2 separate regions of the Homo sapiens genome follow, and region 2 is linked to region 1. A link is a loop called in an ENCODE intact Hi-C map of the cell type or tissue named here. Cell type or tissue: Calu3. All regions are shown on one strand. Links, peaks and the distances in the headings refer to the core of each region. The heading gives the core; the rest is flanking DNA. Region 1 overlaps DIP2C (disco interacting protein 2 homolog C). Region 2 overlaps DIP2C (disco interacting protein 2 homolog C).

Region 1 (10,425 bases), core at 1,014-9,013:
TGGTGGGTGCCATAAGGACCAGGGGATGCGGAAGCCTCTAGAGGCTGAGGGAGGCAAGGAGACGGTCGCTTCCCCGGAGCCAGCCCTGCTGACATCTCGACGTTAGCTGGTGGGACCTGTTTTGGATTCCAGTTTCCAGAAATGTGAGAAAATAAGTTCGTGTTGTTTGGGGCACTAAGTTTGGGGTGATTTAATAGAGAAGTAGTAAAACTAGCCCACGAAGGTGCACGTATTGAAATGTGACTTGTCCAGGTGTTCACAGTGGCGTTAGGGGGACGGCATCAGTGTTCTGGGAACTGCAGTTTTACTGAAGGAAGGGGGCTCACCGTGCCTTTCCTCACATAACTGAAGGTATGTCCGCCTGCCACACAGCTCAGGAGACAGCGACTAGAATTCTGATTTTATTTCTTATGGGAAGCAGGCCACAGTCAGAACACAGTGAGGGCTGAAATGAGCTTCCTGCAGCCTCAGCTGGAAAGAAGAATTGGAAGTATTTTTGATGTTTTTCTACACAGACCTGTCCTTTCAGGTTTTGTTAAGTTCTGGAAAAAGGGAGAAGCCAGGCATACCTTGGCGAGGGACAGTGTTTCTGGCGATCGTGCGGCTTCAGCCTGAACGTGGCCGTGTGGCTGAGCAGTGCGGGAGGGCTCTGGTCTGCACGTGTCTGTGTGGACCGAGGTCACGGGGTATTGTCCCAAGCACTTATCCTGATCTGGCAGAGGCTCTGTTCCCAAATAATTATTCCACGGTTTCAGAGGCTGTAGCTGAGTGATAGTCTTTTAACTTTGTTGCATAAAAGCAAACAAAGTCTGTCATGAGAGTCTAAAAATCATTATTTAGTAGTCATGACTAAATTCATACATGGAGCTTTGGGATGGAGTGAAAGCCACCGTCACCTGGCGTGGACGCTGTGTGGTATTTTTAGCATGGTGGGCGCCTGCTCGTGCCTTGAGCTCTGTCTGCAGTGCGAGCGACAGCTGTGCATTTGAGAAATGTGGGCAGGTCAGCTTGCTCCTCCAGGGGCCTGCGGGCGTCCGGCTCAGGGGCCTGGGACGAGGCCATGTCAGTGGGAAGGAGCTTGGTTGTGTTTCAGCAGATATGTCTGCCTCTCCAGGCCTGCAAGCCAGCCAGAACCCAGTTTTCCTTTGGTCATCTAATGCCAGAAAAAAACCTGTTTCTTAGAGATTCTTGTAATTTATATTAATGAACCATTTGACCATACATAAGAAAATATTATCAGAAAAATGCATGAGGCTTTACAACTTGGCAGATGTGTAACTCACATGATTGAATCAAACTGTTGAAGATACTTGTTTCACTTGAGGGTTTTTAGCATTTTATGTGCAGACCAAATGCCAATAGCATTCTGAAAGAGTATTTTGGAATTTTAAACACACAATCACAGAGTGGGACAGTACTGGGTCCTGGGATGCTGGTGAGGTGGACGTGACCTCAAGCTCTTGGAGCTCACAAGCAAGCAGGATTCCTAAATTGTCACACCTGCAGTGCAGGGAAGTCAAAGTGGATTTCTGTAAACGAGGTATTAGTGCAATAAGGAACAGATGAGTGCCCTTGGAGGGCAGTTTTTGAGCCTCCCAGACACCTGGGGCTGGGGGGGCGGTTACCCACCAGAGCCTGGATGGTGGAGCTGGGTTTGCTGGTTGCCCTGTGTGGCAGGTCATTACGTGCAACAAGGAGCAGGTGAGCGCCCTTGAGGGTGGTTTCTCAGCCTCCTTCGGAACCGCAAGTGGAAGACGCCCCAAGCAGGGGTGGGGGTGGGGGGGTGGTATCCACAGGAGCCTGGACAGTGGGGCTGGGTTTGCTGGTGGCCGCTACGTGGCAGGTCACTGCGTGGAGCAATGGGAGGTGGGTGGAGTGGGAATAGAGGACACACCCTCCACAGCTACTGTTGGGAGTTGGCCCTGGTGGCAGAGGGTGCATAGAAGGATTCCCATCAAGGGCAACACGGCTAGGGTCCCACGTGTGCTGGATGCCGTGATATGGCCATGTGTGGTCTCAGTCTCCACAGCCACCCTGGGAAGTGGGTTCAGTTACCATTCCCATCTCACATTTGAGAAATCTCAGGGGCTCACATCACAGCTGAGTGGGGTGGAACTAGTGTCTCAGCCAGGACGTTGGCCCTAGAGCCCAGCTCTTACCCCGCTGCTATTTGCAGTCCCCCAAGTTTGTAGAGAGGCATGTGCGGTAGTGGGGGGCGGAGGTCGTGTATTTCAGGGGGCGGCTGAGATACCAACACAGTAGGGGCGGGGGGCAGGAAATAAGTCAGGCGGGAGGCACAGAGGCAGTGCCTGGGAGGTCTGCATGGGGTCTGGGTGTGGGGGCACCTCTGGGCCTGTGAACCCCGTTGTGTGCTCCTGGCTTGCCTAACCTTGGCCCTTAGCCATGTGCTACGCATTTTATGTGAAATCTCAGTCCCTCCCTGGCTTTCTTTCCTTAAATCACGGAGTCTCAGTGGGGATGGGGGGTGGTTGGTGGTCCATGGAATTTGCCCTCCACCTCCCCATCCTTGTCCTGTCTGGCCTGTTATCTGAATCTGTCTTTTCAGAGCCTGCAAATGAGTAGAGGCCACGGCGGCCTCTCGCTGATGGGCGTGGCTCTCAAATATTTTCATCAGAATTGTGTTAAATGCTGATTCCTAGGCACCCCATTAGACTCTCTATGCTTGCCTGGCCTGGGTACTTTGAGGAAGGTACACAGGGTTGCTGGGCTATTCCAGGAGGGAATTTGCATTTGTAGAATGTCCACTGTGGTCCTTCCCGCACTCTGCTCTCCACGCACACGTGGCATTAAACCTGGCAGACCTCTGGGTGCTGTGCTGGTGAGGAAGCCCTGGCTGGGCGAGGGGCTGTTGGGGCTCAGACTTGATTCCTGGTCTGGGGGCTGCCTGCTTATTCTGTTCAGTGGGCCCGCTGATGGGATGCCCTGGGAAGTCCCGCTGTGCAGAGACAGGCTTGGGAAATGCAGACCATGGATTTAAAAATTCCTAAAATAAGAAAATCTTTTATGAACAAAGCAAATTAATTTGCGTCTGACTGAAGACAATCCTTGCTTGAATAATTGGTTTGTTTACAAAATGGGTCCTATGGACAATAAACACAGATTAAAGTTTTCATTCATGCTTGTCTGTAACGTAAATAGGAGCTATTACTGCCACCTAAATTAGCTTTAAATTTTGTATCGGATTGCGGTCCAGATTACAAACGGCTGCTTGATAATCTAATTGATAAAATCGAGGAATTTAGTACTTGGAACCCAGAGTGAAGAGAACAGAATTGCTTTTGTTTCTCAAGTGTGTGTGACTGAGGGATGACCTGGGTGAAGAGAAGTGCCTGGAGTCATTACACTCAAGGAGGAGATCTGCCCCAGCCTTTCTCAGCGTCTTCAGGATAAAACAAAAGGGTGATAAATGTGGAAAAATGCAGCACTGAGTTTGTCTATGGTCTGAGCTTCTCATGTGGTCATTAATGTGAGCGGGCTGTATCTGTGGAGCCTCCCTACAGGCACAAAGGAATCAGGCTAGAGTAAGACGGCCGGCAAACTCTGGCATCTGGGCTGCGTGTCGTTTCCTAAAGCCCTTTTGGGTGAAGTGACACAGGCGCAATGTCTGTTTGGAGGAGTGTAATCTCACGCATGAGACGCAGATTTTAAACACTAAAGTCAAGAAGCTTGGTGGGAGTGGCTGTCTTCCAAGTGGGTTTCTGTGTTGCCATGGATGAGGCATGGATGTGTCATCTGTCGGTGAAATGCGCTGGTGAAGAGGCTAAGCAAACCCTGTGTGTGTGTGTGGGGCGGGTGTGTGTGTGTATATGAACCTACATCTCTTCTGGCATCCGAAGTAAATAGACGTTTTGTAAAACTGGTGAATTTGATGACTCTGACCCTAACCCTGAGAGTTGAAGTCTGGTGCAGTGTCTTGAGCCCTCTTCTGCATTGAGGGTGAGTGACTGTAAATGACTGATTCCTCAGTGGCGAAAGTTCAAATTTAGCGTCCCTGAGGAAGCCAGACCTCATAGTCACCTGTGTCTCCATTGTAAACACCGTGGCCCCTATGCGGGTGGCTGCGAGTTTCCAGGCCCTCCTTGCAGAAGCAGCCATGCAGTGCTTGGTGATTTGATAACATCAGCCACCTTCTGTCTTCTGTCTAATCACGGTACAAATGATTTTCCTACAGGGAAACAGATCTCATTTCTTCCCCGATCGTTGGGAGAAGCAGCCCGCCTAGGGACCGCACCGTCCTCTGCACTTTCACAGTGAAGCCTGTGTCTCTCTCCGAGAAGTGTCACGTGTGTCGTGGGAATCACGGGAATTGCTTCCTTAATTCTCCTTTCTTAATGAGGGCTTGGGACAGCGCTGCCTGTTTCACATGGGACGAGCAGCTGGTGGTTTCTGGCTGGCGTGGGACCAGCGCTTCGGCTGTGTCATCACATCTGGTGGCCTGTCCAGCTGGGTGTCATTGTCTCTTGTCTCTTGGCTGAGGCAACTGTGATGCCATGGGGGTCACGCTTGTGTCAGGGCCAACCCAGTTCTTCCCATGCACACCTCTCCTGCTGGAGTGCTTTTCCTTATGATGACGTGTTGGATCAGTGTGGAGAATGCAGAGAGGCTCTGGGCCTCTCCTTCCCATACCTACTCCCTGGAGCCGCGATACCCGGCAAGGGAGCCCGTAGCCAGAGGCTCCTTTAAATTTCATTAGAATAAAGATTTGATTACACAGCTAAACACACTTGAAAGGAACTTTATGGATCACATTCAAGACTCAGCCCTTCAGGCCCAGTGGCCATGTTTCGGGGCTCAGCAGCTGTAGGTGGCTGTTGTCTTTGTGTCGGCCGAGCAGATTGGGACGTTTCCAGTTCAGCAGGCAGTTCTCTTGCACGGCTGTGCCTGTGGTGAGGGCACCTTGGCTGGAGAGCCTCGTGGGGGGATCCCTTAGGCCTCTGGCTGCAGCCAGGCTGCATGGTTCCTGTGCCCCGGGTCCTCTGCAGGCCGAGACGGATCCCACCACAGAGCCGGCACTGTTAGACTTGGGTACTGTGTGCAGACAAAGAGGTGCATGTCCAGGCCTGGCGGGGGCTGGGGTGACTCTGGCCTCCTTGGCCAGGCTCCCGTCTCCGAGTCTCCAGGGGAAATGCACCCATCATCCACACCATACACTGGAGGAAAACTGCAGGCTTCTCTGTGTGGATGGTGAATTGAGATCACCAAGTGTGACTCGGCTTGGGCTCCTAGCCACCGTGGAACCCAGTGATACCTTTTAGGTGGAACCTGACATGCCTCCATGTGTGCATGGCAAAGAGAATGCAGCGTTGTCAGCTTGAATCCAGATGTGTGCCTGTTTTGAGGTGGAAGGTTCTGGGAGCGTTGGCTGTTGGTGACTGTCCTGCCATGGAGGACGTTGAATGCAGGCACTGGTTTAGGATAATGCCTGGTTTCCTGGTCCTGTATGTGGGTATCCCTGAATATCCTGGGCTGGAGGAAGGCAGGGCAGATGGGAGGGTGACAAGAGGTCAGGTGTTTCCAGCTGTGGGGAGTGATGCCATCAGATGGCCGAGATCAGGAGGGTGGCCGGGGAACCAAAGCAGGGGTGTGTGGAAACGCCATGTTTCCCGGGGCACAGGGAAGACCTGTTGAGATCAGGAGGGTGGCTGGGGGACCAAAGCAGGTGTGCGAAATGCCATGTTTACCAGGGTGTGGAGAGGATCTGTTGAACTCCATTCCTGGGCAACAGTTCTTCCATTCTCAGGAATCTGCCATTGTAATTCAGTAGCAAATTCTGCAATTGCTCTAATTACCTGCTGTTAAGTCCCCATCCCAATTACCATGAATTAGAAACAGTGACAATTATTGAGAGGTAAGGAATCGCATATTTCCAGGGTGGAGACGAATGCAGTTGTTTGCCTGGTCAAGCCTTGCCAAGAAAAACCAGTGGAACCAGTTTTAGGTGCCTTGAGTTCCCTCCAAATCGGATTCCTTAGTGGGCTTGTGTCCACAGCTGCTGCAGTTCCTCCCGGGCCTGGCAGGCACGTTCCAGACATTCACATCTCAGCTCAGATGCAGGCGTGCACATTATTTATAGAAAATCGCACTGCACTGTGATCGGCTCTAGCTGACGTTTTCTAGGTGGGAGGCGGAGGCCGAGGACCTGTAAGGGACTGTCCGAGCGTCCTCTCACTGGCTTGGAGCAGGTGCACATCTGTTCTTCAAAAGTTCTAATGGGATGAAATTAGAAATCTGAATTTTAAAAATTCACATGTTATGAACTCTGGTAATTTCCCCTGAAATGAGTGACTGTTTTTTGCAGACGAGGCAGTCAGCCTGTAGCTCTCCTTAGAACGGTCCTAGACCTTGGGCCATGCTGTCCTGTGACCTCTTCCTGGGTGTGGGATGCTCTGCTTGAAGCAAAACTGCAGGAAAGAACGTGGTCAGCGTTCATCACTGCTGCAGCCAGCTCAACGTGCACACCCACTGGGAGGGGGGCCGGATCCCTTAAAATTTTACATGCATTTAACAGTAAACCAGCAAGTCAGCCAGTGCTTTCCGTAACCAAGCTGCTTGGCTCATGGGAACCTGACACTTCTTGACTTTCCGGAAGAGAATACTTGCTTCTGTGGAGCGTCAATATTTGTCTCATTTCTTGAGACTCTGTTCAAAGCAATGAACATGTGTGTAAATTAGGACCTTTTTGTGTAAATTGGGCCACAGAGCTCTCTAGACACAGTCGGCGGAGTAAACGGCTGTGAAAGATGCCACCTGATGTGAGCTGTGGCCGGGCCCTTTGGAACCTGGGATCCCATCTCCAGCCTTTCAAAGGACGTAGAGGAATATAAGATGCAGATGGGAGGGTTCATATTTTGGGCATCTCTGTTCTTTTGAAATCAAAGTGCAAAGAAAAATTTTGCCTTGAGGTCTTACCCCACACTTGTTTTTCTCCTGAGGTTTTAAAATTTCCTTAACTGTGCTTTTTCTCCTTCCATCCTTGGGGAACTTCTTTCCATCTTCATATCTTCTTAAAAGATAGTTAAATTCAACATTGAAATGTAAACACATGCTTTCATATTATTTTTCTTTTAGCTGATATATTTGACATCGGTGAAGAATTAAGTGGGTGTATTGGTTTATTTTTTTTTTTTGAGACGGAGTCTTGCTGTGTTGCCCAGGCTGGAGCGCAGTGGTGTGACCTTGGCTCACTGCAACCTCGCCTCCTGGGTTCACGCCATTCTCCTGCCTCAGCCTCCTGAGTAGCTGGGATTATAAGTGCCCGTCACCATGGCTGGCTCATTTTTCGTATTAGTAGAGACGAGGTTTCAACATGTTGGCCAGGCTGTCTCGAACTCCTGACCTCAGGTGATGCGCTCACCTTGGCCTCCCAAAGTGCTGGGATGACAGGCGTGAGCCACCGCACCCGTCCTGGGTTATTCTTGATTTTAACTATAATAGATCCCTTAAAAAAAAGCTGTCTGAAAATCTTGAAATTAAAGAGCTTACTTGGACAGGGATTCGGACACCAGTTGAATGGCCCAGCACAAACCATAGTTACATGGGTCACTGGGCCTGTTAGATCCTAGGGTATTTGAAGTCGTGGGGATATTTGCATTTCTGCCTCTGAATATCATGTTAGTACGAATTCAGCTGGTGTTTGAGGGCCAGGCTCAGATCTGGGAGAACAAGAGCCCCTGCTCTCATGGCACTGCTTTCCTACGTGTGTGCCTTAGGAAAATAGCATCGGATGATTTTTCAGTGAGTGGGGAAGATGGAAAAAAAGGAAGCTTAAGATGTTTAATTGTTCAGAGCAAGGGAAGTGCAAGGAATGCTCAGCTTTTCTGCTGCTAAAGAGGCCCTGGTGGGAGGCTGTTTCAGAGGTGGGGTTTCTCTGAGAAAGGTGGTAAGAGACAAATAGGATGCCCCATCTGGTTTGCCAGAGATGGGGAAAGTTAGTTTCCCAAAAACAGTCTGTGCTCTGGCAAAGGCTTCGGAAAACCAGCTAGAGTGCGGGACCTTGATGGCCGCTGGGTAGAAGGAAAACATTGCTGGTCCTGCGGCCTGCGCTATTCTTCCACTGCTATAAAGAACTACCTGAGGCTGGGTAATTGATAAGGAAAAAAGGTTTAATCGGCATACTGTTCTGTGGGCTGTACAGGCTTCTACATCTGGGGAAACTTACAATCAGGGTGGAAGGTGAAGGGGAGGCAGGCACGTCTTTACATGGCCGGAAAGAGAGAGTGAAGGGGAAGGTGCCATGCACTTTCAAACAACCAGATCTCATGAGAACTATCATGAGACAGCACTTGGGATTGTGCTAAACCATTAGAAACCTCCCTCATGAGTCAGTCACCTCCCACCAGGGCCCACCTCCAACACTGGGTGTTAGAAAGCACCCCCGTGAGTCAGTCACCTCCCACCAGGGCCCACCTCCAACACTGGGGGGTTAGAAAGCACCCCCGTGAGTCAGTCACCTCCCACCAGGGCCCACCTCCAACACGGGGGGGTTAGAAACCACCCCCATGAGTCAGTCACCTCCCACCAGGGCCCACCTCCAACACTGGGGGGTTAGAAACCACCCCCATGAGTCAGTCACCTCCCACCAGGGCCCACCTCCAACACTGGGGCGTTAGAAACCACCCCCATGAGTCAGTCACCTCCCACCAGGGCCCACCTCCAACACTGGGGGGTTAGAAACCACCCCCATGAGTCAGTCACCGCCCACCAGGGCCCACCTCCAACACTGGGGGTTACAGTTCAGCATGAGATTTGGGTGGGGACACACAGCCACACCATGTCTGGCTCCCCGTTCTTACCTGCACTTGCTTCGCAAACGATTCTGTCATTGGTTTATTTTTGTTTTTGTTGATACATAATATATGTACATATTTTCAGGGTGCATGTGATACCTTGATACGTCCCTATATTGATCAAATCTGGGTAATTGGGATGTCTTTCACTTTAAACATTTTCTTTTCCTTGTGCTAGTAACATTCAAGTTATTCTCTCCTAGCTGTTTTGAAATACACAGTAGGTGACCCACTGACATTCCCCTGCTGGTTTATCAATAGTAGATCTTGTGCTCCTGTCAGGCTGTGTGTTTGTGCCCCTTACCAGCCTCTCCCCATGCTGCTTATGAGTGGGCCCTGCTGACCACCTACTTTTGGCCTCCATGACATCTGCTGTCAGCTCCTGCTCATGAGTGAGAACATGCACCATTTCTTTCTGTGCTTGGCTCGTTTGCTTAATGTAATGTCCTCCAGCTCCATGCTGTTGTGGATGACAGGGCTCTCTCCTCTGTGTGGTGGAGTACTGCTCCTGTGTATGCTCAGGCCACATTCCCTTCATCCCCTGTTGACCGGCACTCAGGTGATTCCGGATCTTGGCTGCTGTGGACGGTGCTGCATTGAAGCTGGGAGCAGTCACTGGCTTTATATTTGGGGGACGTGAGCCACTTTGATGTTCTCAAGCAGCCTGTCCCCAAAGCCCTCGGTGGAATGCCGCATTCCTTTGTGCCCCTCGCTTCCACTAGGAAGAACCGCTGGGAAGGGGCTTTGAGTGAACGCTTGGGTTTCTGTCTCTAATTGGTACCCGGCTGCACTGACCAAGCAGGGGTCCCAGTGACCCTGGACATTGCCTCACATAAGATCCAAAGATGCAGTTAGGTTCTTTTTAACTTCTTAAAAAATGCTTTTGACCTGGTTAACCTATAGCATTATCAGTTAGTGTTTTTGATATTGGAAAGGTGATGTATTTTATTTTCTAAGAAGGAAAGAAACACAAGTTATCCTGTTAAATACTCTAACCACAGACTAAATCACATCAAGGAAAGAGGAACTATTTTGGGGGGAAATTAGCCCTTCATGTCAAAGATAAAGGAGATGACTTACATTGTTTTTTAATTGAGTTAATTATGAAATCTTAAGTGGGTTTGAGAAGATGAGCTGTGGATGCTGAAAGGAGAGACTGATGCTGATTGAATGTTAGTCAGCCCTGATAGGATGTGGCTAGTATTTCAAGCTTGCTCCAGTATTGTTTGATAGATTGTAAGTGAATGTAAAGATCTATTTGATGCTTTTATTTTACAAAATACTATTGAGAAAAAGTTTCTGACAGCCAGGGAACAGCCTTCAACCAATTTCTTCCTAATTTCCATCACCAGAAAAAACTTGTCCTGTTAATTCCAGAATTTACTTTTGGAAAGTTCCTGTAAGGAGAGCAGAGGTATTGGTGGTTGAATGGTGACTTGAATTTAGGTGAAGATCATTAAATATTTTTGTAGTCATGTTTGTCTTGGTGGTTTTAGCAATTTCATATTAAATTTAGAACTGCGAGTCATAAAAACCAAACGTGGTCTTACCCTTTGCTTTTGTGATACTCCTTTTGTTTATATGACTATACTGGTAAAGTGATGACAAAATCATGCTT
Region 2 (10,425 bases), core at 914-8,913, 68 kb after region 1:
ACCCTGGCATGCCTGCCCCTTGGGGTGTCTCAGGCACCTGCTGTATGCCAGGCTCCATGGCGGGGTGGGCGGCAGCCAGGGCTGTGGGGAGGAGGGGGCATGGTACGTGGACGATGTTGAGAAGCATCAGGGAGGCGCTTGAGGCAGTGTCAGCAGAGCCGAGACCTGCAAGGAGGGGACTGGCTGTGGGTGTTGGAGCTCAGAGGCTGCCTCTACCAGAGCCACAGTGTCTAGTGAGGGCAGAGGGAGGACCGAGGCCCGGGGAAGCCGTGTGCATGGTTTGCATCAGGTATGTACCAGAGCCACAGTGTCCAGTGAGGGCAGAGGGGGAAATCGAGGCCCGGGGAAGCCGTGTGCACAGTTCGCATCAGGTATGTACCAGAGCCACAGTGTCCAGTGAGGGCAGAGGGGAGACCGAGGCCCGGGGAAGCCATGTGCACGGTTCGCATCGGGTGTGCAGGCCTGACTGGCTGTGCTGACCTTCTCAGTCCCGGCCAGGCCTGGGGTCCCAGAGGGAATGGAGCATCCCTCTTCTTGCTTCCCTGTTGCTTCCTGGTCAAGGGATGCTTGTTTATTGCAACTCTGGCAATTATTCTGAATATTAAGAGGAGTTTCACAAAATCGTAGGGGGAGAGGGGCTAGGGATTCATTTTTTTTTCTCCACCTGATTTTACAGGAGGCTTCTGCCATCCCTTAGTGTGAAGGCAGAGTGCAGACGCTCTGCGGTTATTTGTCCAGGAGGAGAAGAGCTTCTGGGAGGTCACAGATCTGATTGTTGTAATAGCACTGACATTTTTAAATGGGAGAATGTTGATATCTATAGTAAACAGAGTAAAACTTCAGTAGCTTCAATATAAAGATGCCGAGATGATCTTAGAGCCACTTTGTCCATAGATCCTTCTGCGGTGTGGAACTGCAGCGTCTCTCTACCAGCCTCTGTGGTCAGTGGCCACCTGTGGGTAATTGAATGCTTGAAGTGCAAATGAGAAACTGATACTTCTAATTTTATTTAATTTTAGACAAATTTAAATAGCTACATGGGCCGGGCACTGTGGCTCATACCTGTATTCCCAGCAGTTTGGGAGGTCAAGGCGGGTGGATCACGTGAGGTCAGGAGTTCGAGACCAGCCTGGCCAACATGGTGAAATCCTGTCTCTACTAAAAGTACAAAAATTAGCTGGGCATGGTGACAGGCACCTGTAATCCCAGCTACTCAGGATGCCAAGGCAGGAGAATTACTTGAACCCGAGAGGCAGAGATTGCAGCAAGCTGAGATTGTGATACTGCACTCCAGCCTGGGCGACAGAGGGAGACTGTCTTAAGAGAAAAAAAAAAAAAAAAAAGCTACACGTCCCTTGTTGCTTCTGTAGGACACCGCATGGTTCCAGAAGGTAGACCTTGTGTTGGGGACTCTGCATTGTCAGGCTGGAGACACAGTCTCCCTTCCTAGCAGTGTGGGCCCCTGGGCTGCCCTTCTACCAGAAGGGATGGTGGTGTCTCTAGAGGTATCTGTGGACTCAGATCTATGTGAATTAGTGACTAGTGTTACTCACAGATACTTAATTTTATGGGTAAATAAATACCTGGACTTGCTGCGAGCTTTCAGGGCAAGAATCGGGAGTAGGGAGTGAAAAGTGACGAGGGCACCCATGGCTTGTCCCGCTGCCTCCAGCACCTGGTCGGGGGGGGCCCTCCGCTCTGAAGCCCCCGGCACCTGGTCGGGGGCACCCCTCCCCTCTGAAGCCACCAGACCCTCCTGGCCTGTGGTGCTGCTTCTCCAAATGCCGCCCTTGGCTGTTTCCCAGGAGTCACTGGCGCCCAAGCAGGCTGTATGGGTCACTTCTGCGTGGTTTTGGGGTGTTGGTGAAGCTCATTGGTCTCGTCTTCCTTCTCATGTGCCACATCTCACCTGTTGGCTTGTGGATGGGCCCGAGTCCGTGTGTGGACGCGTTGTATCTTCTCAGGCTGTACTTGGTGCTTAGGTGACAAGGACGTCTTAGAGCAATGGACTGTCTGCTCCAAAGGGTGCTGTGTGTTAATTGAGACATAGCTTACTTGTGGGGTTTAAATTTCCTGGGTGTTGGAGGCAATTGGGGAAAAAAGGTCTAAAAAGGCCCCTGGGGATGAGGGAAGCAATAATGAAAAAGTAACTTTATCGCACTTAGCAGTTGATTGAATTTGAACGTGAATTTTGCATTTTGGGGACTCTTAAAGCTACTATTTGTAGGGATTCCTTGATGAGCTGCTTGTTTTCTGTCAAGTAGAAAGTAAAGTGGATCGGTTTTGCCTTTAATTCTGACTAACTAGAATCTACTTGGCTTTTTCCCCCATTCACGTTAGGGTGGGGGATTGGACTAGAAGAGCTGTAGGATCTTTATTTCTGATCTTAAATGAATTTTTTCTTTACTCACTTTTTTTTTTTTTTTTTTTTTTTTTTTGTGAGCTGCTATTTTTTCCTGCAATGCACTGTTCTTTGGTTTGGGAAATGTGCTATATTTGTACCGTGCTTTAAACATACACAATGGTTCTAAATAACTACTTTTCTTTAAAGTTAGATGTAACATCTTAATTAAAATGTCATCCATAAATCAGGCACAGTCTGTGAGGTTGTGCGAGCGTGAAAGCTCCACAGTCTGAGGCCTGGAGACCCCTCTTGTCGCTTCCCTCCAGCCATGTCTCCTCCCCCGGCCACATCACCTCTGGCCACATCTCCTCCCCCCACCACACCATGTCACCCCCATAACCCTTGCCACGTCACCTCTGGCCACATCACCTCCCTCCCGGCCACATCACCTCTGTCCTCGCTGCCTGCCTGCCTGCCTGCCTGCCTCCCTCCCTCCCTCCTGGCCACATCACCTCTGGCCTCACTGCCTGCCTGCCTGCCTCCCTCCCTCCCTCCCTCCCTCCATCCCGGTGGCCTCCGCGGCTCCTGCTGACTGCCCTCCCGAGGGGCTGTTCGATGCTCTTTTCCCGTCTTCTGCTCCTGAGTGGGTCTCGGGGCTGGATGTTTCACAGGATGCAAGTTTCTTCCCTTCCAGCCGTAGGTCTCTGGGCGACAACTCCAGAGAGGGCACCAAGCTCTCCTTACCCACCTGGGGGCCCTGAGCCCTGACCACCAGGGCTTTCCTGTGGGGGGGGGGGTGGGGCAGACTCGTGTGAATTGGACTGAAAAGGTGCTTCCAGGAATCCTTGTTTTAGGTGCACTGGGGCAGAGGTGGGGACAGGGGACCACCACACCACCTGGTTTGCTCAGAATTTGGTCCTGATCACAGCCAATGAGGCAACACAAGCACCTCCTAAATGAAGCATTGCAGACTGCTTTTACATGTGACAGTTGTGATGGCTGAAAAAGGCTTCACACAATGAGTGGGTTTGAGCTGCATTTGAAGGCAGAACAGGTCCCTGCAGGTGGAAATGAGAGATAAGGGTGACCCAAGCCATCAGCAGCTGCGGGTGGGGTGGTGTGGGCTCCCCAGGGATGGTGGGCATGGATGAAATGCAGGAGAGGGCAGGGGTGCGATGGAACAGCAGGGCAGCGTTAAAATCCCCCTGCAGAGAGGGGACGTGACTGAGATTTTATCACATGTATAAACTGAGAGATGATTTGAGGATGATTTCTGGGAGCCTGTGGGAAAAGCACGTGGTCATCATCAGTTCTCTGGATCTCTGAAAAGTCATGCCTCTGCCTATCTTGTGAGCTATTGTGAAGATCAAATCGGATAATCTTCAGCAAGCCTTGTAAATGCTAAAGCTCATGACAGAGACTGTTCCAGCCCCTTTTTCTCCACCCTCCCTTCCTCCTGGATAATGTGAACCCTGCTGGGTACCTCACTGTCTGCCTGCTTTCCTCCTCTGTAACATGAGGCCTGAGTATTTGCTGGGTACTTCGCTGTCAACCTTCCTTCCTTCTCAGTGATGTGAGCCCTGAGTATTTGCTGGGTACCTCACTGCCTGCCTCACAGCTGGCTGTGGCCCTGTTACACACACTTGGCTGGCACATAAGCAGAAGTGCTCGCTGGGCCTGGGAGGGCTTTCTGATGTGTGGGTGCATGCTTCTCCCTGTAGGCTGGAGCTGCAGGAGCCCTCCTGGATCAGAGGACCAAGGCTGTGGCCTCGCGATGGGGGCTGGGGGAGCTCCCTGGGTTTATTGTGTGGGTGAGAGCAAACTTCAGTCCCGCTGCAGCACCGGGATTCCGGGTTCCCTCTGGAATGTTCTGAATGAGAAACAGGAAGTATGCAGAGGTGCGTCTTCCGAGGATTTGATGGTTATCTTAGCTCAGAGGCACCAAGTGCTCTCCCATGAACCTGCAGAACCGCTTCTTCCACTAATGGCCTTCTTTATCTAAAGAATGACTTACAAACTCTGCCACTTAAGAGATAGGTATTTGCAGGTGTGGCCTGAAAAATGAACAAATTGATTCTTTCATCTCAAGGAAAATACCTTACGTTATTCCCAATGATAGCCATTGGAGCTTTCCAGTGAATATTAAAATATACAAATCTTGTGTCTGCCACTTTCTCATGTGATCAGTGGTGATATTGATGTGATTTTTTTTTTTGACATAATGAAATGTGGAAGCTGCTCATAACTCTGAACCAGTGTTTTCTAACCAGTTACAAAATCGTGTGCTGGTAAAAGAGCCACTCAAGTGCAGGACAGACCAGTCCGCTTAAAAGGAATTGGGGCAGAAAGGCCCGTCGACCAGGGTCCAGACTCTGCGTTGCAGACAGCCTGCATGGAAGTGCCGCTTGTGACATTTGGCAGCAGAGAATACCTAAAACTATGTGAAAGCACAGTGAAAAATACTTCTTCCTAACTGTATATAGCATGGGATCAGACATTTTTCATAAACTTCAACCAGAGTTCTGCAGCCCACTGAACGCAGATGGAGGCATGAGAACCCTGCTGTCCGAGGTGCAGAGAGGCGTTAGGTGTTCTCACAGCAGCACAAACTGTTGCCACACTGCTGCTTATTTTGGAAAATGGTTTTTTCTTTAAGACTGTGCTGTTTATTAACATGTAATGACTTTATTATTTTAAAATAAATTTGTTACTTTTTTTTTTTTTTTTTAAGAGTCTTGCTCTGTCACCCAGGCTGGAGTGTAGTGGCGTGACCTCGGCTCACTTCAACCTCTGCTTCCCGGGTTCAAGTGATTCTCCTGCCTCAGCCTCCCAGGTAGCTGGGACTACAGGCACCCACCACCAAGCCCGGATAATTTTTATTATTTTAGTAGAGATGGGGTTTCACCATGTTGGTCAGGCCGGTCTGGAACTCCTGACTTCAAGTGACCCATCTGCCTTGGCCTCCCAAAGTGCTGGGTGGGATTACAGGCATAAGCCCACCATGCCCGGCCTCATGAGAAAGCTTTTTGTGATCTTTAATAAACTGTAAAGGGTTCCTGAGACCCAAAAGTTTGAAAACCACCGGCTTAAACCGACAACAAATTGTCCATGATTCTTCAGTGTACCTTCTAATCTGTTGATGGAGAAAGGTTGTAAGGGGTTGCTTTACTTTTTTCCTTTCGCAACTTAGTGGTGCTGGGACAACTGGATATCCACATGGAAAAGGATGGACTGCACCCTCCCTCACCCTACACAAAAAAATAGCTCAAAATGGATCCAGTGTAAGAGTCGATACTGTGAGACCCATTTTGTCAGTCTGCTGGGTACCGTAACAGACACCGCAGACTGTGAGGCTTAAACAGCATCTTATTTCCTTTGTTCTGGAGGCTGGAAGCCTGGGGTCAAGGTGCAGGCAGGGTTCGATCCTCCGGGTCCTCACCCCATTCTGTGTAGACGGCGTCTTCTCTGTGTCCTCATGGGTTTCTCTTATGTGTGTGCAGCACTGAGGACTCTGTGTGTCTAAATTCTCTATTATAAGAACACCAGTCATGGCTGGGCGTGGTGGCTCACACCTGTAATCCCAGCATTTTGGGAGGCCGAGGTGGGTGGATCACCTGAGGTCAGGAGTTACAGATCAGCAGTGAAACCTCATCTCTACTAAAACTACAAAAATTACCTGGGCGTTGTGGCAGGTGCCTGTAGTCCCAGCTGCCCAGGAGGCTGAGGCAGGAGAATTGCTTGAACCTGGGAGGCGGAGGTTGCAGTGAGCTGAGGTCATGCCACTACACTCCAGCCTGGACAGAGAGAGTGAAACTCAAAAAAAAAAAAAAAAAAAAAAAGGGAAAACACCAGTCATGTTGGATCAGGGCCTACTCTTAAGATCTTATGGGACCTAAATTGTCACGTTAAAGGCCCTGTGACATTTTGAGTTTCTAGGGGTTGTGGCTTTAACATGGGAATCTTGCGGGGACACAGTTCAGCTCATTACACCCTTAGGGGAGAATCCAGGTGAAACTGTTACGTTGAATTAAGCAATGGTTCCTTAGATGAGATGTCTAAAGCATAACAAGCAACTGAAGGGGAAAAGACAGTATCAAAATTAAAAATGTTCATTTCAGAGGTTACTATTAAAGTAAAAAGACACAACCCACAGAACAAGACACATTATCCCAATAAGGGCCTGATATCAAGAATATCTTTAAAAACTTACTCAGCAATGAAAAGAAAATCCAATTTAAAAATGGACAAAGGATTTGAATAGACATTCTCCAAAGAAAGATACATAAATGCCTTAAAAAGCACATGAGATATTTAACAGAATTAGTCATCTTAGAAATGAAAATGAAAACCACCGTGAGATACCACTTCACAACCACTGGGATGGGTAAAACCCCAGTACTGGACGGTGACATGTTGGTGAAGATGGGAAAATTGGAATCTGTATATATTGCTAGTGGGAGGGGAAGGAAAATGGTACAGTTGCTTTGGAAAAGTCTGGCAGTTCCTCAGAAAAGTTAAGCATAAAATCACTGTACGACCCAGCAATTTCACTCCCAGGCATATGCCCAAGAAAACTGAAAACGTTTTTACAAAAAAATCTTATGCAAGAATCTTCATAGCAGCATTATTCGTAACAGTGAGTAGAAACAGCCCAGATGTCTGTCAACAGATGAGTGGATAAAGAAAATTTGCACACAATGGAGTATCACTCAGCCGTAAAAAGGAACAAAAGAACATGTGCTCCAATGAGCCTTGAATGTGAAAGATGCCAGCACCAAAGGTCACACCAAAGGTCAAGCACTGTGCAATTCCACTCACCTTGAACGGGAAAGATGCCGGCACCAAAGGTCACACCAAAGGTCACGCACTGTGCGATTCCACTCACCTTGAATGTGAAAGATGGCAGTACCAAAGGTCATGCTAAAGGTCACGCACTGTACGATACCAGTCACCTTGAACGTGAAAGATGCTGGCACCAAAGGTCACGTCAAAGGTCACGCACTATGTGCCCACTCACGACAGGCGTCCAGAGTGGGCAAATCCAGAGAAACAGAAGTCGGCTGGCGATTGCCAGGGGCTGGCGGAAGGAAGCAGCAGGTGCTGACTCTTAATGGATTCAAGGTTTCTTTTGCGGGTGGTGAAAAAGTCCCAGAATTAAATACTAGTGGTGATTGTTGTGCAGCTTTGAGAATATGCTAAAAAGACTGAATTGTACCCTTTAATATGGGGGATTTTATGGTTTGTAAATGCTTTTCAATGTAAAAAGAAACTAAAGAACTTATTTGGTGTTGATATTTAGAATGCGAAAGAGACTGTATCCAAAACATGTTACTATGTAACTCATGTCCCCAGAGAGTTAAACTTCATTTTCTGAGGATCTTAAAGGATGTGTTTGAGCCTAGGAGACACAACGATCCATACTATATGTTACAGCCTATCTTACTGATTTCTATCTCACGTAACAACCGTATTCAGGGAAAACGGACATGTAAACGTGAGCTGAATGCTCTGCAGAAGCACTTTCCTCTTACCCAGATGGTCTTTAGTGGTGCAGTAAGAGATGTGGTCACGGCAACGTCAGTTTAATTTCCATGGCAACAGGAATTTGGCACATCTGATGAGTTAGATCTCCCTGCACAGCTCCTAACAGGGTTACCCATTTCTGTGTGGTGTCTGTGTACGTTCTCGCTACTGAAATCAGTGATGGCACCTGCACAGACACTTGCCCGGAAATGCGCACAAAGCTGGTGAAGGCAGAGGACAGGCGAGTGGGAAGCATGGTTCAGCCCTTGCAAAGGAGACGGTTATTCCTAACGCAGAAGATTCAGGAACACGATCCTTGCGAAGACTGGTGATGTCCATGGATCTCACTGCTGTCCAGTTGTATCTGTGCAGCGAGTTACCAAAGCTGCCAGAGCCGCATGTGTTGGTATCGGTGTCATCATCATCACTCAATGTTTCTGACTTTTGGTATTGGTGTCATCGTCATCACTCAATGTTTGACTTTTCCTGGTGCTGAGGATGACTGCATGTGGCAGAAGCAAAGTGCTGGGCTTAGAAAAGAACTAGAATCTGATGATCTGTGGTATATAGAGAGGCAGGGTCAGAACCCCCCACTCCCCAATCCCGTAAGAACTGGGATCTGATGATCTGTGGTATAGAGAAGGGGGGAGGGTCAGAACCCCCCACTCCCCAATCTGATAAGAACTGGGATCTGGTGACCTGTGGTATAGAGAGGGACAAGGTCAGAACCCCCCACTCCCCAATCCGATAAGAACTGGGATCTGATGACCTGTGGTATAGAGAGGGACAGGGTCAGAACCCCCCACTTCCCAATCTGATAAGAACTGGGATCTGATGATCTGTGGTATAGAGAGGGGCAGGGTTAGAACCCTCCATTCCCCAATCCGATTGTTGAAGAAATAGTTGGCTTGGGAGGGTTTTTACTCTGAAGGTTGAAGCTGTGCATTTCTGGAGCCTGGGCTGTCGGCCGTAGTGGCTGGGGAATGCTGGGGCTGTGGTCGTCTGGCCGCTGGCAGTCCTGCTGGTGGGTCCTGCCTCTTTGACACCGTTCCTTTCTGAAGCTTGTTTTCCCCAGTGTTGGAAGTAGCAGCACTGGAGGAATGGCCTTCTTCCTACAGCAAAGCTCTGCCAGGAGAGGAGGAGAAGACATAGAGCATCTGTTGAGGGACATGACGTTCTGGGCACTGCACCATGCTTTCTGCTTCTCAGCAGTGCCTCCTGGTTGATGTTACCGTCACCTGGCATCGCCCAGGAGGTAACTCGCAGAGGCAGGCAGGGAGCAGAAGGAGCTCAGGAGGGAGTGAGCCGTCACAGGGTGGGGGAGGTTCAGGAGCCAGCAGGCAAGTGGGATGTGGCCTCAAGGTGTTGCTGGGTTGGTGAGGGGTCTTCTGGGACTTTTCTGAGAGTGCAGTCAGTTGTAGGGGTGGGTGCCGGCTCCCGCAGATAGAAGAGCCAAGTGTGCAGGAGACCAACGTGTGCACTGGGAGTCCCCAGGGGCGTGTCCTGGCACGCGGCCCAGAGGCCCCTGACAAGGCTCAGTGCACCAGGCACACAGCGGATTGTTGGTGCTTGACCCGACGAGAAGGTGAGGAAGTGAGGTGAGGGGGGCCGAGAGACAGGTGCAGGGATGCACTAGACAGGGTGCAGTCAGGTGGAGGGTCATGCTGTGGGGTCTAGGAGAGACAGGTGTGGTCAGGTGAAGGGTCACGCTGTGGGGTCCAGGAGAGATGGGTGTGGTCAGTGTGGAGGGTCATGCTGTGGGATCCAGGAGAGATGGGGGTGGTCAGGTGGAGGGTCACTCTTGGGGTTCCAGGAGAGACGGGTGTGGTCGGGTGGAGGGTCACGCTGTGGGGTCCAGGAGAGATGGGTGTGGTCATGTGGAGGGTCACGCTGTGGGATCCAGGAGAGATGGGGGTGTTCAGGTGGAGGGTCACACTGTGGGGTCGAGGAGAGATGGGTGTGGTCAGTGTGGAGGGTCATGCTGTGGGATCCAGGAGAGATATGGGGGTGGAGGGTCACTCGGGGGGGTCCAGGAGAGACGGGTGTGGTCGGGTGGAGGGTCACGATGTGGGGTGCAGGAGAGATGGGTGTGGTCAGGTGGAAGGTCAAGCTGTGGTGTCTGGGAAATGTGTTTTTGCTTTTGGCTGAGCAGCTGGACCTGAGCATGTCTGTGCTTTGACATTTAACCTGTGCACTGTCCTCGGCAGGGTGTGTGTGTCTGTGACAGAGGACACCTCAGCCAGAGTGGATGTCGGCGGTGGTGGCCGGACTCAGGGTCCATGAATGTTGCGTGGTAGAACGTGTTTGGTACATTCTCAGCTCCTGCCCAGGTGCCTCCCAAGCATCGGGTGTTGTGGCTCCCCAGCATCGGGTGTTGTGGCTCCCCAGCATCGGGTGTTGTGGCTCCCCAGCATCGGGTGTTGTGGCTCCCCAGCATCGGGTGTTGTGGCTCCCCAGCATCGGGTGTTGTGGCTCCCCAGCATCGGGTGTTGTGGCTCCCCACATCCTTCCCCATCTGCGTGTAGCACGACCACCACCTTCCTACCATGTGTTTGTCC

Evidence for each region. Hi-C counts contacts between places; a loop is a spot of excess contacts. Peaks named below come from ENCODE experiments on the same cell type or tissue, not always from the same donor. Only the 100,000 strongest peaks of a DNase experiment are listed, where the experiment ranks them.
Region 2: a loop joins it to region 1, with 3 times the contacts of the local background. A loop is called at or near these places in 3 of 110 quality-filtered maps.

The regions. Positions count from the first base shown.
Region 1 is chr10:609,015-619,439 of GRCh38, reverse strand. All of the region lies in intron 1 of DIP2C (disco interacting protein 2 homolog C), which reads left to right. Among named protein-coding and RNA genes, the nearest start is that of DIP2C-AS2, 14 kb to the left of the region's middle. In Calu3, for the core only: no CTCF peak of the experiment used is centred there; a DNase peak (open chromatin) is centred at 5,969.
Region 2 is chr10:540,925-551,349 of GRCh38, reverse strand. All of the region lies in intron 1 of DIP2C (disco interacting protein 2 homolog C), which reads left to right. Among named protein-coding and RNA genes, the nearest start is that of DIP2C-AS2, 82 kb to the left of the region's middle. RefSeq lists an enhancer at 9,110-9,610. In Calu3, for the core only: no CTCF peak of the experiment used is centred there; a DNase peak (open chromatin) is centred at 4,199.